3 separate regions of the Homo sapiens genome follow, and regions 2 and 3 are each linked to region 1. A link is a contact called in ENCODE Hi-C or POLR2A ChIA-PET data. All regions are on one chromosome and are shown on one strand. Each heading gives the region's core, a stretch centred on a gene start or an enhancer-like site at or near the end of the contact. The rest is flanking DNA. Distances are from core to core; before and after follow the strand shown. Region 1 overlaps RETREG1 (reticulophagy regulator 1). Region 2 overlaps RETREG1 (reticulophagy regulator 1). Region 3 overlaps RETREG1 (reticulophagy regulator 1).

What was found. Hi-C counts contacts between places; a loop is a spot of excess contacts on that map. ChIA-PET counts read pairs that join two places held with the same protein, here RNA polymerase II (POLR2A). Pooled maps may share reads with other maps.
Region 2: a loop to region 1 is called in a map of gastrocnemius medialis, with 2.9 times the contacts of the local background. The contact joins two enhancer-like sites. A Hi-C loop is called at or near these places in 55 of 168 maps with a recorded cell type or tissue (CD4-positive, alpha-beta T cell, CD4-positive, alpha-beta memory T cell, Caco-2 and 32 more), 2 of 37 single-sample maps with no recorded cell type and 21 of 50 pooled maps. POLR2A ChIA-PET finds 5 or more read pairs at or near these places in 5 of 52 experiments (MCF 10A, OCI-LY7, PC-9 and 2 more).
Region 3: a pooled map of right lobe of liver shows a loop between it and region 1 (3-fold over the local background). The contact joins two enhancer-like sites. A Hi-C loop is called at or near these places in 1 of 168 maps with a recorded cell type or tissue (Caco-2) and 1 of 50 pooled maps. POLR2A ChIA-PET finds 5 or more read pairs at or near these places in 4 of 52 experiments (K562, OCI-LY7, Panc1 and 1 more).

Annotation. Positions count from the first base shown.
Region 1 is chr5:16,537,620-16,541,416 of GRCh38, reverse strand. All of the region lies in intron 3 of RETREG1 (reticulophagy regulator 1), which reads left to right. Among named protein-coding and RNA genes, the nearest start is that of ZNF622, 74 kb to the right of the region's middle. Within about 2 kb of position 2,101, at least 17 of the 41 ENCODE cell types and tissues checked have a DNase peak (open chromatin) inside an H3K27ac peak, as active enhancers do; they include body of pancreas, gastrocnemius medialis and psoas muscle, where a contact is called at or near this core.
Region 2 is chr5:16,502,994-16,506,836 of GRCh38, reverse strand. The region is part of intron 3 of RETREG1 (reticulophagy regulator 1); the gene reads left to right. Among named protein-coding and RNA genes, the nearest start is that of ZNF622, 39 kb to the right of the region's middle. Within about 2 kb of position 1,681, at least 3 of the 41 ENCODE cell types and tissues checked have a DNase peak (open chromatin) inside an H3K27ac peak, as active enhancers do; they include body of pancreas, gastrocnemius medialis and psoas muscle, where a contact is called at or near this core.
Region 3 is chr5:16,586,604-16,590,397 of GRCh38, reverse strand. All of the region lies in intron 1 of RETREG1 (reticulophagy regulator 1), which reads left to right. Among named protein-coding and RNA genes, the nearest start is that of RETREG1-AS1, 27 kb to the left of the region's middle. Within about 2 kb of position 1,362, at least 2 of the 41 ENCODE cell types and tissues checked have a DNase peak (open chromatin) inside an H3K27ac peak, as active enhancers do.

The sequences.
Region 1 (3,797 bases), core at 852-3,351:
CACCTATCTTCTATCTGTATTTCTAAGAGCAAAGTCAAATGTGAAATCGAGGCAGTTCGTTTTAGTGAATTGTCTTGGTCCATTTGGGCTGCAGTAACAAAATACCTTAGACTGGGTAATTTACAAACAATGGAAATTTATTGCTCACTGTTCTGGAGGCTGGGAAATCCAAGATCAAGGCACTGACAGTCAGTTGTGAGTTCTGCCCTCATGATTGAATCATTTCCCCAAAGACCCTGTCTTTTGGTCCTATCACACTGGATATTCAGTTCTAACATATGAATTTTGGAGGGACACAAACATTCAGACCATAGTACAAATTAAATATGACAGAAAGTGTGATTATTTGTTGTATCTTCTGAAATGAGTAAGGTCTGGGGCAGTGCAGCGACCAAGGTGGGATTCCTTCTGGAATCTCAAGCATAGTGATGGTGCTGGTGCGTAATAAGTACTTGTTTACCTGTCAGTTGACTGAATCCATGCTTTTCCCCGTCTACTTGGCCTGAATAACCCATTAGACAACAATTCTACTCCCCGGTCCCCATGGTTAACATAGACATAGTGGAAAAGATGCATGGGAGAAATTAGCCAGCCACTGAACATGTCTTCATGACATGTCTCGCATCTCCTCTTCTTGTTGCCTTCAGTGCTCAGGTCCTTGGGAGGCCTGTGGCTGGTGTGAGGAAGACCTGTTGTTTCCTGTTTGGTTCTTCTGGGGATGGGTGAGCTAATGCATGTGGAGTGCCCAGCACCCGTGTTAGGATGGAATAGACACAGTGTTCTCTTGCTCCTTCCTGTCCCTTTTATATAATCATCTGTTCATTCCCAATTACTCATTACCAAGTCTGCATCTTTCCCAGATTTGATTTTCTTACAGTGGTGAAGTGAATCATTCACTGGTATGTGTGTGAATTTCCAGAATCAGAGAGTTTGAGATTCTCAGTTTTTAAGATCCTTTCTGTAATAACTGAATTCATGGTGGAAAGGAATCCGTTACTTAGCCCTGCCCTGTATTTGCCGAAGGTGGGTATTCCTGTGTGACATTAGCCCACTCATTGCTTTATCAGTTATTGACTTGATCAATGATTCTGCTCAATAAACAAGGCTAATAAGGATAATTTATTTGCTGTTAGGCAATTTACAAGTCCTTCAACTGCATCAATAGGATAGAGATCATTGCCATAGGAAATACAAACTGCTGTATAAAAGCCTGTTTTATTGGTAGTTTTTAGCGGGGGGATCCAGGCTTGGATTAAGAAATTCACTTTGGATTCCTAGATCTCCATCAAAAAGGGTTCCAAAAGTACTGCTTTTGATAAATCTACTCACTGAGTGTCTGTATTCCTATCAGTAGCCAAACCCTTTGTCCTAACCAGAAAGCACTCAAGAATATAAATAAAATCATAGTAAGCTTTATATTTTAGAGGATTATTTTAACATGCGCATCCTTCAGGAGGAATTCTTATCTGTTCACTTAAAAATGTCATTTCCATTTTCTACACCAAGGCAATATTTAAAAAGAAAAGTTATTTTAAAACATGTCATTCAATTCAGTTATATTTGATAAGTGCAGAATTAAGTCCCAGCATTATTTGACATCTAAACATCTGGTGAATAAACTACTCATTAATTTTTGACAGTTTCTCAAAACACGTTCAAGGCAAGTCGAGGAAGTGATGACAGCGTCTCCTGACAGAGGTGTGAGTTCTGCCCTTAGCAATAGTGAAGTCACATCAGGGCCCCGGTACCGGGACAGTTGGCTTTCCTGGTGGTTGATTGGAAAGGACTGGGAGGCTCAGTTGCAGGAGCAAGCATGGGACAGCTTGTGCAGGGAGCTGGGCGGGAGGAGAGTGCCGAGCAGGAGGAGATGAGGCTGGGCAAGTTGGGATCAGCGGCTGTATTTTGACCTTTCCTTGTCTCCTGGCTCGCTCCGACCGACCGGGCCCGGGATTATGAAACATGTTCTGGAAATTATTTCCAGAGGGCACACGTCCCTCTGGTGACAGCTTATTTCTGGATTCCCGGTGCAAATGCCTGGACTCTGATGACATTCAGGGGTGTGTTTCATGGCCCATCATCTGATTAGTCACTGAATTCTAAGGACTTTCCCTGCTGGCTTCGGGTCAGAGCACATGAGTGGAGAAGCAAAATAACTTGTTTATTTCCTCCAGGCTCATCTGAACAGGCCATAAAGGCAGGCCCTTCTTCCTCCCTCGGGTGGCCCCCTTTATGGATGTACCTCCCCATTTGGAAATGGAACACTCTGGCCCTTCACAGGGAAATGGTCTCAAGGCAGAGCTCTTAGAGGTGCCTTATACTGATGTCTGGGCTTTATGTCTGGAGAGATGACTTCAGTCACCTGAAAAATCTTGGAATGCAGAGTGAGTCTAACAGATTCCGACAGCCTAGCCTCAGTTTTATTTTGAATAAGAATGTGTTTATCCCAGCACTCTGGGAGGCCCAGGTGGGCAGATCATGAGGTCAGGAGATCGAGACCATCCTGGCTAACATGTTGAAACCCCGTTTCTACTAAAAATACAAAAAATTAGCCGGGCATTGTGGCAGGCGCCTGTAGTCCCAGCCACTCGGGAGGCTGAGGTAGGAGAATGGCGTGAACCCAGGAGGCGGAGCTTGCAGTGAGCCGAGATCGTGCCACTGCACTCCAGCCTGGGCGACAGAGCGAGACTCCGTCTCAATTAAAAAAAAAAAAAAAGAATGAAAGAATGTATTTGTTCTTCTTGATGCTAAGGTTATGTCTGTGACCCCACTGGAAAGGTACATGGTGTCTTGGTAGGTCTGTGGTTGCACTGAGAGGCAGGGACATCGTGGTTAAGGCAGACTTGAGTTCGGATCTCTGTGCCTTCCTGCGCTCATCTTTAAAATGGGTGTAGTAATAGAAGTATCGTGCAGAGCTTTGGGGAGGATTAAATGAGATCATGAATGTGTAGCATTTAATGCAGTCTCTGACACGTGGGCTGCATTCCGTTCACTTTAGCGATCATCATTATTATCTGTTATCTTCATTTTGTTTGAGAAGTCAAAGAGCCCCCAATTTGAAGCTACTTCCACACTAAAAACAAGACTCCAAGGGGAGCCAGGAGCAAGGACTAATCCTGCAGCTGCCTAGAGCAGTCACATCACGGGCGCCTTTTGTCCAAAGCCAGCTCTTCATTTTTCCCCCTGATGTCGACCGGCTTGGTCTTCAGAGTCGGAGCCAGGCGCCATCTGCTCCCAGATTTAGCTGTGGCAGGTGGGGTCCGGTGGGGAGTCAGATTTCGGAGTCTCTTCCAAGACTGAGGGCTGCACTGCAGCTCTGGAAGTCTTGGTCTGGTTGGGAACCCTGCTTGACTTCAGTGTTTGACCTTGCAGACATCATTTCTCTTCTGCAGGCCACAGTAAAATGAAGGGACTGAGCTAAGCTGATCCTAAGTTCCTTCCGCCTCTAAAACTGTGATTCTGTGACTATACTGGAGAGCTGAGAATTCCTGTATCAAGTGGGCTTTCTTTGCCTGATATTCACTCCCAAAGCCATGGACCCTGCATGCAGGGTGAGACTGGTCCCAGGCAGGGATGCCACTGTTCGCCTGTGGGTGAAGAGCACTGCGTCTGAGAATGGTGCTGTGCTGCATGCTGCATGCTGCATGCTGCATGGTGCTGACCCTCTTTCTCCTGCCACCCCAACATCCATACCTCACTTCATCCTTTGCTTTGTTTTGGGTGGGGACAGAGTCTTGCTCTGTCCCCAGGCTGGAGTGCAGTGGTACGAACTAGGCTTACTGCAACTTCTGCCTCCTGGC
Region 2 (3,843 bases), core at 432-2,931, 34 kb after region 1:
ATAACTTTAAGCTTTTACCCATTGGTGGTTTTCTATGCAGTATACTTTGTCTTACTTCATACATTTGTTTTTTCCCTATCTGTGCAGAAAGAAGGGGCATCCCAGACAGGGAGAAAGTTTAGAGCTAGGCTAGAAATAAAAGATTACAACTGGCCTGGTGCCGTGGCTCACACCTGTAATCCCAGCACTTTGGAAGGCCAAGGCAGGAGGATCCCTTGGGTCCAAGGGTTTGAGACCAGCCAGGGGTGCTGAGGTGGATCACCTGAGCCCGGGAGGTGGAGATTGCAGTGAGCTGTGATCAGCCCACTGTACTCCAACCTGGGTGACAGAGTAAGACCCTGTCTCAAAAAAAAAAAAAACAAAAAAACAAAAAGATTGCAATGGAACAGGAATTTGACTCTTGCTACCTTCGAGATGAAATGCCATTGGACAAGTCTTTGGGTGCCTTGTCTGAAAGAGAAATAACTGTTGGAAGTTGTTTATCTACTTACAAAGTACATTCTTAGAGCTTGATTGCAGCAGGTTCTAGTTGAGTCTCACACTGAGGCTTTTTCATGTGACTTCAGTTCCATTTTGGCACTTGGTGTCCTAGATTGCTCTGGAACCATCAGTGAGCTAAATCTCAGTTTTGTTTTTAAAAAAATCAGTGGAAGCCAAATGCTCCGCAGCTTCATAAGTGTATCCAGGTGTAGGGCCCAGGCATCCAGGGCAGACTGCCATGCGTGCCCTGGTCTGATGGCCCCGAGGCACCATTTGATATTCACCAAATGGACTTGGTGAACCAACGGCCTGAGAGGGGGCAGGTCCAGGAGAGACCCCCCTCCTTGTGGTTTATCTTATGTCAGCCATACGTGGTATTAGTAGGAGCCTCTGGAGACTCCATGCCCTTTTCCAAGGTCAAGAGACGAGGGGAGAGGGTGAGCCTGAATGCCACTCTGAAGCAGGCGAGGAAGGCAGAAGCCCAAACAGGGAGCCTCAGGGGCCAGAGAAGAAGGAAAGAACAATGGGGGCAGCGACTAGGATAGCAGACAGGGTCAAGAAATAGGAGGAAACGTGTACCCTGGCCAGAGGCCTGGCTCTGCAGTGGTTCCTTGGCCCCACCTTGGAGCCGGGGCCTGGGAGGGCCTCTGACGCCTTCAGCAAGCAGCCTGGGCTGAGGGGTGTGGAAAGGGGGACGGTCCCTGTTCCAGCTGTCCTGAAGGGAGAGGGACCCTAGGCACCAAGACGGAGCTCTTCATGCATCTTCTTGTGGAAGCGCTTTCCAGATAACTTCCGGATAATTGTGTTCACATGTTCATTGCTTCACTTGGTAGGGCTTTATGGCGCTCCCAATGTCAGCCAGCTGCGGTGCCAGGAGCTAGGGTGATGTCAGGCCCCTGCTGTCACGGAGCACACAGCCCAGGTGTGGAGACAGACCCCAAGGTGAAAAAAAAGTAAGCAAGAGTATTTCAGATAATAGGGGCTGAGGAAATGAAACTTAAAATGGTCGTGTGGGAGAGTACCTGGCGTGCAGGCTGGGGGAGGGGATTAACAGCAGAATGTCACCTGCTAATCCAGGCCCCTGTGAAACATCCTACTGGACTTGTCATATAGTAAGGACTGAAAAGTTTGTCTGCAAAGGCCACTGAGTCCGTACAACTGGAATTTAGTAATACCAGTTTTGCGTCCTCACAGGCCTTTTGTGATCGCTGGACTCCGGAGCGGTAGGGCTGCCGTACATTTGTGTTCCGGATGCACGAAGGTGATTGTATTTAAGATCACCAAAGCACTTTTAAAGCCGAAACGTCATTCGTAATTGCACTAAATTTTATTCTTGGAAGTTTAAAAGAAATTGACTTAAATATATTCTGCAATCCAGATGTTTTAATAATTCAGATTAGCCAGATTTTAGGCTTAATTTTACATTGTTGACAAAGCCTATTGTTGATACTACCATTTCTTTAAAAAATCGGGTGAGGAGGAGAAAAGCCTGGCACAGGAGCCTGACCAGGGTGCCGTTGGGATTCCTGTGAGCCAGCGTATGTCAACTTTTGTATGTTTGAAAAGGTCGTATGTGGCCTTTGGTTTTGAAACAGGTACAGAGAGCTGAAGTAAACAAAGTTCACACAGCCGTGAAGTGAGGGAGTTGCGATTTGAAGGCAAGTGGCTGACTCCTGAGGAGCCTGTGCAGTTAGATACGTACATATATGGCTGTTATGTGCTGGCGATACCCCGGGTGTGTTTAGCATTTAGGAGGGCAGTGTGGGCGCAGAAAGGTCAGTAGGGTTGACACCCAAGGAGAAAGGAGAGAGTGGCTGAAGTGGGAGAGGTACATAGGAGTCCTTCACTGGGCCAGGTAGGCAGCGGTGTGATGGTGAATGTCATGGAATCTGCTCTATGTGGTAGAGAAAACCTGATCTTTAGCATTTGCTGATTCCTGTAGTGTAAATACTCCCACTGTGGTTGATTTCACATCACCACTTGAGGTCACTAAAAGTGGAGCTGGAACTATTCACAATAGCAAAGACATGGAATCAACCCAAATGCCCATCAACGATAGACTGGATAAAGAAAATGTGGTACATATACACCATGGAATGCTATGCAGCCATAAAAAGAAATGAGACTGTGTCCTTTGCAGGGACATGGATGGAGCTGGAAGCCGTTATCCTCGGCGAACTAATGCAGGAACAGAAAACCAAACGCTGCATGTTCTCACTTACAAGTGGGAGCCGAACAGTGAGAACACGTGGACACACGGAGGGGAACAACAATACTGGGGCCTGTTGGGGATGGGTTGGGGGGAGGGAGAGCATTAGGAAAAATAACTAATGCATGCTGGGCTTAATACCTAGGTGATGGGTTGATAGGTGTAGCAGACCATCATGGCACACCTTTACCTATGTAACAAACCTGCACATCCTGCACATGTACCCTGGGACTTAAAATAAAAATTAAAATGAAAAAAAAAGTGAAGCTGGAAAGAGAATCAAAATATTGGCTCTCCTGAGCCTGCAGAGGTCAGTCCCAATATACCATTGATTGTGGGCCAAGATAAGAGTGAGCATTTAATTCTAACTGTGCTGTGGCTCCTTCATTTATATATTCCTAAGGTATAATAGACATTCAATAAAAGTTTGTGGAAGGAATTATTTAGTTTTCTTTTCTTTCTTTCTTTCTTTTTTTTTTTTTTTTGAGATGGAGTCTTGCTCTGTCGCCCAGGCTGGAGTGCAGTGATCTTGACTCACTGCAAACTCTGCCTCCCGGGTTCAAGCAGTTCTCTGCCTCAGCCTCCTGAGTAGCTGTGATTACAGGCGCCTGCCACCACGCCCAGCTAATTTTTTGGTATTTTTAGTAGAGATGGGGTTTCACCATCTTGGTCAGGCTGGTCTTGAACTCCTGACCTCGTGATCCACCCGCCTCGGGCTCCCAAAGTGTTGGGATTACAGGTGTGAGCCACTGCGCTTGGTCTATGGAATTATTTATTTTTCTTCTACTCTTCTACCATAGTCATGGAAAATGTCTCTTAGATATGGAAAATGTTTACCACTTTTGAAATCCTATTTTGTCCCAGCTGGGCTAATATTTAAAATTGATTAAGAACATGTAGAACAATGCAATCTTTTTGATGCAAGAGAGTTTGTTGAGTTTGTTTTGCGTGAGATATCTGAATCACCAGTTAATAAGTGGTATGCTTCCTAAACCTTTTCAGTGCCCCAGTGAGCTTCCTGTAATCACGCCCCTGTGAAAGCTGATTTCTGTTTTATAAACACAGAGTGACTAATTCTTTGCTGCTGTTTGTAAAATGTGATGAAGGTGTCTCTGGTTTACCATGCCCAAGGAGGGCTGCAGCTGCTATGGTTG
Region 3 (3,794 bases), core at 113-2,612, 50 kb before region 1:
CCTGCAGCTTGTCCTTCGAGGTGCAGGTTCTGTGAATTCCAGGAAACCTGGCCGTACAGGTGCGTAGCCTCTGGGCTTTTTTGTTACCGCAGGCGCTGCTGTCGTGTGTCAAGGTGTGTGGTCTCCATCGGTGTGGGCACCATGACCTGTGAGTGTGAGGGGCTTGTCTTGCCCTGACCCTCAAATACTCCTGAGGGATCCTGGAGGTCCCAGGATCAGCAGCTGGGGTTGGGGGAACCTGAAGAATTGAAAGCTGTCAAAAAACATTCATTCTCATCTGAGGTTCATTCTCAGTTTAGAATGTTCTGGAAATAGGATCTAGGGAACTTAGAGGAATGGCGTCCATGAGGCAGCTGCCAGTTCTCTCTCATGCTTGTGCACTTGGACATGAGCATGGACATCCTCTTCCACTCTTAGTTGTTTGTTTCTTCTTTTACTTTGACCCATAGGAGAGAATCGGAGTGTTTTCCTACCTGGGATGACACAATACAGTCTCTGGCCTTGAGGTGGCCCTGCTCATCAAAGTTCAACTGGAAGGTGGCCATTGGCTTCAGGGCCAGAGTGGACTTTCCTGATACTTAGTATTGGTGCCCAAATATTTGTCACTGCTTTTTACTGTCTCAGGCTTGGCCACAGAGTAGCGGGGAGTTGCAGCAATTCCTCATGCACTGGAATTGACGGCCATGGTTCTCCCCTTCCATGCTGGCAGGTAGAAAAGAAGACTTGCATTGGGCCTGGGTGCAGTGGCTCACACCTGTAATCCCAACACTTTGGGAGGCCGAGGCAGGCGGATCACTTGAGGTCAGGAGTTTGAGACCAGTTTGACCAACATGGTGAAGCCCCGTCTCTACTAAAAATATAAAAGTTAACTGGGTGTGGTGGCACATGCCACCTACTCAGGAGGCTGAGGCAGGAGAATCACTTGAACCCGGGAGGTGGAGGTTGCAGTGAGCCGAGATGGCACCACTGCTTCAGGCTGGGTGACAGAGACTCTGTCTGAAAACAGACAAACAAATAAACAAACAAAAAAGAAAGACATGCATTGGATACACTACAAACTCCTTTTTGAAAAAAAAAAAAACACTCAAGTTTTGAAAACATCTTTCTCCCTGTGTGGTCAGGGTTGCCGCACCCAGTGGGATTATAATCCCCAAGAGTGTCAACACTGTTTTGCCCCTTGAATGTATCCAAATAAACTGGGACAACAGTCCGCATCCAGGTCTGGATTTTCTATGGTTTCTTGAACATTTTGTTGTTGAATAAGCAAAGGGGGTGGTGTTTTCTAGGCACAACTACTGGATGTGGGGCTCTAGATACTAAAGGAATGTCTGTGTAAGGAGGCTGCTGGCACAGCCCAGCGGTACTGTGTGCATGCACGGAGTGACCCGGGTCAGCTTTGCTGGGCAGAGCAGCTTCACTCTATTGATAAAGGGCACTTGATCCTGACCTTCAGATAAGTGGCCCCCAGAGGATGACAAAATTACTAATTCACTGCTCAGTAGATTTTGTATTTGAGGATTTTGAAACAAATTAGACGGTTGCTTCTCTGTGTCCTGTGTTCATTTAGAGCTTAGTAAGTAGGGTGAGCATATAATTTATTGTCCTAACCTAAGTAGGCCAGGACACGGTATATACCAGGATACTGTGGCCTCTCTGATCTTAAATAACCTGTTGGCTCTAATCTGCATAGTTTCTTACAGCTCGTTCAGATATTTCAGCCTTGATCTCACTTTGTTTACTGAGTGTAGCAGCATGAGTGAATGTTTGCCTTTCTGGCAGGGAGTTTGGGAGGATGTGGATATGTCCTCAGCATGGTGGGGCTGACAGGGCACAGCACACGGCTTGTTAACTTTGACACAGGAGTGACCTTGGGGCCGGCAGGTGAGTGGTCCACACACTTGGTGTTATGGGCTGAATCGTGCTGCCCCCAAATTCAAATGCTGAAGTCCTGACCCTCAGCACACCTGAAAAGGTGATTATATTTGGGGATAGGACCTTTAAAGGTAGTCAAGGTTACATGAGGTCACATGGGTGGGCCCTGATTCAATATGACTGGTGTCCTTATGAGAGGCAGACACCAGGGATATGTATGCAAAGAGGAAAGACCCTATGAGAATGCAGTGAGAAGGCAGCCATCTGCAAGCCAAGAAGAGAGGCCTCAGGAAAAACCAAACCTGCAGACAGCTTGATCTTAGACTTCCAGCCTTCACACAAATTGTGAGAAAATAAACTTCTGTAGTTTAAGCCACCCTGTCTGTAGTGTTTTGTTCTTGCAAAGTAATACAGTTGGCCCAAGAGATGTAAAAGCCTCAGTCCCAGCTCTGGAAGTGATCGCTCTGGCCTCAGACTGGGAGCAGTGGGGAGGGGGGTCTGGACACATGAAATCTTACTGTGGAGCCCAGGAACTTGGCAAGGAACAGTCCACTGTATGTGTCTGTGATCTTGAACAGTGGGTTATTAGGGTGTGATCAAGATTCATTCACCTGGAAAGGGATTGGCTGGAGCTGGGTAAGCAGACCTCTGGCAGGGCTTCCGGCAAAGAGGGGAATGAGAAGGATCAGGCTTGCTGCGGGAGAACCAGGCAGAACAATTGAGCACACCCAAGGTAAGAGTGGGTGCCACATGGATGCATGTGGCCAGAGTCTAGTTCTTTGCATCCTTGGTTGGAGTTGGAGAAGCAAAATCATCTTCTACAGCTGTGGCAATGCCATCAATCTCAGAACTGTGGAATATCTGAATTTCTTTTTGGGACCCTGGACAGGGTCAGGTATATTGGAATGGGTTCTTGAACAGACTGTAGACATGAACTGATGAGTGGGTGACCACAACTGAATGAGGATTTGAAAGATAGACGTCCACATGACAATTACTTTTCAACTCTGCTCTCTGGAACAGTCTGGTACATTGAGATTGGTTTATTAAAGCAGGATGCCAGGGAACTCTACAAATGATGTTTAAATGGAGCGGTGGACTCTGAGTCAAGAAGACCCAAGTTTATATTCTGACTCCATGATTTGGACAAATTGCTCCAACCTAATCTATTTATGGATATATAATTTCCATGTATCTAAATTCATCATGTTGTTTAGGAACATTACATGCGATGGAGATGTGAAAATACCCAGCTAAGGTGGGCTTTGATTACACATCAACTTTTTTTCTGTAGTGGGCATGCCTAGGACGGTTCCTTGAATTCATTACTGTGTGTCTTGCTTCTCTCCCCATCACTCACCCAAGAGCTCTTCTTCTCAGAAGCCTTTTCAGCACCTATCACTATGCCTTATTCCCAGTTGCAAAGGACTGAGTGTCTCCTTTTGTCCCCGCATTCTTATGTTGAAACCCCATCACCAATGTGATGAGAGGAAGCCTTTGGGAGCTGATTAGGTCCGGAGGATGGAGCCCTCATGAATGGGATTAGTGCCCTTTAAAAGAGACCCCAGAGAGATCTTTTGCCCCTTCTACCACGTGAGAACACAATGAGAAGTTGCCATCTCTGAATCAGAAAGCAGGTCCTCACCAGACACTGAATCTGCTAAGGCCTTAGTGTTGGACTTCCCAGCCACCAGAACTATGAGAAATAGATTTCTGTTGTTTATAAGCCACCCTGCCTGTGGTATTTTGTTACAGCAGCTGGAATGGATTAAGACACCAGTATGTGCATGTGTTTATGTGTGAAGGAAGAGGCCCCAAAGCTCAGTTTAATATTTGGATCTGTTACACCGCATTCTCTAGAACTAGAGTTTATAGAATCAGATAATATTTGAATGGGAAAGGCCCTGAGACACCTTCGCAGT